2 separate regions of the Homo sapiens genome follow, and region 1 is linked to region 2. A link is a contact called in ENCODE Hi-C or POLR2A ChIA-PET data. All regions are on one chromosome and are shown on one strand. Each heading gives the region's core, a stretch centred on a gene start or an enhancer-like site at or near the end of the contact. The rest is flanking DNA. Distances are from core to core; before and after follow the strand shown.

Region 1 (2,700 bases), core at 35-2,534, 70 kb before region 2:
TCTCTTCTCCAAAGCCTGGATGCTGGGAGACCAACCTGTTTCTAGGCTCCTGGACAGGACAGGGTGAGCGGGTAGAGACAGGCTGCAGGAGGACAGGCCTCCATGGCTTCCCCACATGTTGGAATGTTGCCTGCTGCTGTATCAAAGCAGCACTACTCACAGGACACCAAACACATACTTTGGAAAATTGCAGTTTACAAAAAAACTCATTTCGGGTGCTTTTTTTTTTTTTTTTTTTTTTGAGACAGTCTCGCTATGTCACCAGGCTGGAGTGCAGTGGCGCGATCTCAGCTCACTGCAACCTCTGCCTCCCGGGTTCAAGCAATTCTCCTGCCTCAGCCTCCTGAGTAGCTGGGATTACAGGCATGCGCCACCATGCCCAGCTAATTTTTGTATTTTTAGTAGAGATGGGGTTTCACCATGTTGGCCAGGATGGTCTCGATCTCCTGACCTCGTGATCCACCTGCCTTGGCCTTCCAAAGTGCTGGGATTACAGGCATGAGCCACCACGCCCGGCCACGGGTGCTTTCATTTTAAAATTTGGTCAAGATGATTTCCTCGTCAACATTTGCTGTTTATTTCCTCCTGGGCTTTGTTAATTAATCCTATGTCACTTTTACCTCTGCTGCCCTGATAAGATAAATCAGTGGGTTTTGCCTCCTGTACCCCACCTGCAAATTCTGAGATAATCTATCAAATATATACATATACATACATATGTGAAGGACAATGAAAACACTGGGTTTCTAACATCACCACATCCTTATGCAAGGGCGTTTTCAAGAAAGTGAAAATTCTGTCATAGGCTCTCAATGTCTTATTTGAGTCATCTGTGGTCACTGCTTCTCTAATAGTGCAGACCTTCCCAGCACATCTGCCATGGAGAGGCCACAGATCAGGTGGAAGGTTTGAGCCTGGAAATAAGGAGACCTGAATTCCAGTCCTGACTTTGCTACTGATTTTCAAAGTAACCTTGGGAAAGTCACAGATCCTCTAAAAATGAGCAATTTGGACAAGATTAAGGCTCTTTCCTGCCTTCTACAGTTTCTTTATGGGTTTTCATCTGCAAAATGAGGCAACAGATACACTTCCCTACCTTTCTGCCAAAGCCTTGTGTCCCTAAGCAATTCAACCAGAAATAATAGACTTCTTAGGGGCTCTACAGTAGCCAGAACACCCAGAGAGCAAGTAATCCTCATTTAGAGAAAGTCTAAATCCTGTGCCCCAAGATGAATTCAGTTGTTAGGGAAGTAGCAATGATGTAACATGATCTGAACAGGTCCTTGGCAACAGAAAGTCTACCTCAGCCTCTCACTGATCACAGGCCCTCAGAATGGCAGAGTGGCTTCTAGCAGTGTGCTGGGCCCTCAGCTCTCCCATGGGTTGGCAGGTTGCCCTATTCCTTATCTCTTGAGCCAGAATGGGAGTGTTTCCAAGACAGTTATCATTCACAGCAGAAAGCCACAACCTGACATCAAAGCCAGGATCCTAAAAGGCCAACACCAACTCAAGATTTGGCTGAGGTCCAGGTGGGAGATTCCCAAGTGAAGAATGGCACCAAGAGGTTTTAAGAAAGCCCCAGTGTGCTGAGTACTAGAACCATTCAAGGAATCAAATCCAGACCCTTTCCTCTGGAGTTACTCCCAAGATCATTTCTTCTAAGATGATGGGAGTCAACAGTCTTTTCCTTGTTTACTTCAAATTTAAAGCCTAACAGTGCCTTCTCAACATCCTCAGCATCATCACACTAATTCAGTAATAAATGAGAGGTGTCTGGATTCTGCAATCCAAGCAGCAAATGGGAACTTCTCACGCCCACCCTCAGATGCAGCCTTCCAAGGTCGGAAAGTGCCTTCTGCTCGGGTTAGCACGGCTCCTTTGAATTCCAGTGCAAAGTTCATTACTGATTAATAGGCTAGGTCCACAAACAAGAAACCTCATTTGGGGACTCGAAAACTCCATCTCTAAATGAGTAATCTATGACTGCTTCCACTGTATAAAGTCAACTGTTAAGTGACAAAATAAGAATAGAGCCCTTTGGGAAGACATAGAATGAACTATTGAAGGTCTCTATGGACTGTTAAAAGTTCATGTTTGGCTGGGCGTGGTGGTTCACGCCTGTAATCCCAGCACTTTGGGACGCCGAGGCAGGTGGATCACAAGGTCAGGAGATTGAGACCATCCTGGCCAACATGGTGAAACTCGGTCTCTACTACAAATACAAAAATTAAGTGGGCGTGGTGGCAGGCACCTGTAGTCCCTGCTACTCAGGAGGCTGAGGCAGAATTGCTTGAACCCGGTTGGTGGAGCTTGCAGTGAGCCGAGATCGCGCCTCTGCACTCCAGCCTGGGTGACAGAGCGAGACTCTGTCTAAAAAAGAAAAAAAAGTGGATGTTTAATCAGAGACATCACAGCTAATGTCTCACAAATGACTAGATCAGGTTTGTTTTTCTTCCTCCACATTAAACACTCCAGAACATCAGACACCAATATGCTCTGGGGAAAAGAATAAAAGCTAGTATTTATTAAATACTCATTATGTGCCAGTTGCTATTCTAAGTACTTTACATTTATTTAATCCTCATAATATTTACATAATCCTATGAAGTGGGGCCATTGTCATTTTGCAGATGGCAAAACTGAGGCACAGGTAAATAAGTTGCCTAAGATCACACAACGATTATGCAGCAGTAAGATTTG
Region 2 (2,700 bases), core at 12-2,511:
ATCTGGGAGGCGGAGGTTCCAGGGAGCCGAGATGGCACCACTGCACTCCATCCTGGGTGACAGAGTGAGACCTGTCTCAAAAAAAAAAAAAAAAAAGAGAAAGAGAAGACTGGTAGGCCAAAGGGCATTTTAGAGAGAAAAACACATACAAATATTTGATGAAATGAAAGTTCACTGTGTTCTAAGAATAACATTCAGGGAAGCTGAAATTTAGAGAAAGAACGTGTGTGTGTGTGTGTGTGTGTATGTGTGTGTGTGTTGGGAGGTAGTTTGGGGCCAGTTAATGGAGGACCTTGAATACTAGACAAAGGAGTTTGTACTTGATCCAGTAGGCTGTGAGAGCCACTGAAGTTGTTTTTCTGTTTTTCTTAATCAAGAGAGTCATATGATTAGCTCTGTGTTTTAGAAACAGCAATCTGGTGGCAAGGGGAAATGGACTAATGGAAGAGACTGGAGGCAGAGAAAAGGTAGTTAGGACTCAGTTGCAATGGTCTAATATTGGGGCCTGAACTAGGATGGTGGCCGTGGGAACCAAGGAATGCATGGCCTAGTGCTTATTTTTATAGCGAATGTATATTTTCTATAGGACATTCTATTTTGAAAGATTATTCAATGATGGCTGTTTTTTCTGCTTGGAGAGGCTTGGATTAAAAAGCTCGTTTTTGTAATTTGGAGGGTCAGGAACTCTGCCTACAACTCAGTGGTCCTTCTCACAGAGTAAATCAGATACACTGAGGCTTTACGGGTCAAGGGAAACCTCCCCTCTGCCCTCCAAAGGTTCACTGAAGAATCAGCTCACAAAAGGTAGATTAATTGGAGAAAAGGCATACACATTTATTTAATGTGCATACATGGGGAGAATCATGGGGTGATTGCCCATCCTACAGTGTGATTCAGAAGCTTGTAAGCTATTCTGGCAAAACAGGTTGTGAGAGGGGGAAGAGGAATTCTGTTGAGGGCATTACTAGGGAGAATAAATGAATCAGGGAACAGAGATTAACTTGTACATTATCTTGTGAAGGGGTTGCTTCAGGTGTGGTTACAGTCTTGGTCTTATAGGGAAGGGAAGAAAAAATAATTGTTCCTTTTGGAGAGTCTGGATGTTAGGCAGATAGGGACTTTGGGTGAGACAGTATATGTGCATGTTGGGGGAAGGTCAGAAAGACCTTGAGGCTTCTTCAGTTCAGCATGTCAAAACGCCATATTTTGTGGTATTGGTTTCCTGGCCCCAACATTACCCTGTCAGAAACTTCCCTAGAAGTTTCACACACTAAAAGCTGCCCATATCAGAAGATGGCATCGCAGATGGGCTTTCAAACAGAAGAAAAACAAAGGTTAATGTTTGGTACAATCTATAAACCGGCTTCCTTAGAGTCTGGAGGGCAGTTGGGTGAGTTGTCTGGATGTAAGACTTGAAGCATCTTCAGTTAACGTGGAAGTAGATGCTGGCAATCTGACAGGTTTTTCTTGCCTGCAGTTTGTATGTCACAACATATGAGCTTCAGCCTGGAGGGCCTCAGGAAAAAGACGGTAGCAATTGTATTGCGTCCAAGTCAGAAAAGTGGAAGACAAATTTGGAAACGTTAGTATAGGGACTTGTAACCAGGAAAGAATTTATGATTTCATCCTTACTGTAGGCAAATAACAAAAACTCACAAACAATGAACAGGGCTAGAATCAAATAGTGGGTGGACTATAGATTTCTTCTAAAACATAATTTTTCTTCTAAAACATAATTCTTCTCTCTCTAGTTTCCCATTTTCAGCAAGGATAAATCATAGCAGGACCAATTAATTTGCAAAATAAGTTTTAGTCACAATATACTTGGCCTGATTATTTGCATAAAGTGCAGCAAGAATAGTGATTGGCCATATAGGTTCGTTTAAATTGGCTTTGCTAGAACTTTTTTTTTTGTGAAAGTCTTGCCTGTCACCAGGCTGGAGTGCAGTGGAATGATCTTGGCTCACTGCAACCTCTGCCTACTGGGTTCAAGCGATTCTCCTGCCTCAGCCTCCCAAGTAGCTGGGATTACAGGCATGCACAACCACGCTCCTAAGTTCTGTATTTTTAGTGACAGGGTTTCACCATGTTGGCCAGGCTGATCTCAAACTCCTGGGCTCACCCACCCTGGCCTCCCAAAGTGCTGGGATTACAGGCGCTAGCCACTGTGCTTAGCCAGAAAGTGACATTCTTTTCTTGCTGCGAGAACAGAAAACTTGTAAAGGAGCTGCACAGACAAGGTACCATGTCAGTCTTTCCAGACGTTTTATTAGCTCTATAAAGTCAACTTCTATTCCTTTAAAATATTTTAAAAATTATTTAAAAAGTTATTTGTCTTTTCTTTTCTTTCCTTTTCTTTTCTTTTTGAGATGCAGTCTTGCTCTGTAGCCCAGGCTGGAGTGCAGTGGTGCGATTTCGGCTTGCTGCAGCCTCTACCTCCAGGGTTTAAGCGATTCTCCTGCCTCAGCCTCTGAGTAGCTGGGATTACAGGCACCTGCTACCACACCTGGCTAATTTTTGTACTTTTAATAGAGACAAGGTTTCACCATGTTGCCCATACTGGTCTCGCACTGCTGACCTCACGTGATCTGCCTGCCTTGGCCTCCCAAACTGCTGGGATTACAGGTGTGAGCCACTGCGCCCAGACTTATTTTTCTTTTTGAGACAGGGTCTCACTCTGTCACCCAGGCTGGAGTGCAG

The links. A loop is a pair of places that touch in the nucleus more often than their neighbours do. ChIA-PET counts read pairs that join two places held with the same protein, here RNA polymerase II (POLR2A). Pooled maps may share reads with other maps.
Region 1: a loop to region 2 is called in a map of K562, with 2.7 times the contacts of the local background. The contact joins two enhancer-like sites. A Hi-C loop is called at or near these places in 7 of 168 maps with a recorded cell type or tissue (K562, gastrocnemius medialis, mammary epithelial cell and 3 more), 5 of 37 single-sample maps with no recorded cell type and 18 of 50 pooled maps. POLR2A ChIA-PET finds 5 or more read pairs at or near these places in 4 of 52 experiments (A673, WTC11, activated CD4-positive, alpha-beta T cell and 1 more).

Annotation. Positions count from the first base shown.
Region 1 is chr1:51,283,380-51,286,079 of GRCh38, reverse strand. No RefSeq gene overlaps it. Among named protein-coding and RNA genes, the nearest start is that of TTC39A-AS1, 45 kb to the left of the region's middle. Within about 2 kb of position 1,284, at least 2 of the 41 ENCODE cell types and tissues checked have a DNase peak (open chromatin) inside an H3K27ac peak, as active enhancers do.
Region 2 is chr1:51,213,577-51,216,276 of GRCh38, reverse strand. The region is part of intron 1 of LINC01562 (long intergenic non-protein coding RNA 1562); the gene reads left to right. Among named protein-coding and RNA genes, the nearest start is that of LINC01562, 20 kb to the left of the region's middle. Within about 2 kb of position 1,261, at least 7 of the 41 ENCODE cell types and tissues checked have a DNase peak (open chromatin) inside an H3K27ac peak, as active enhancers do.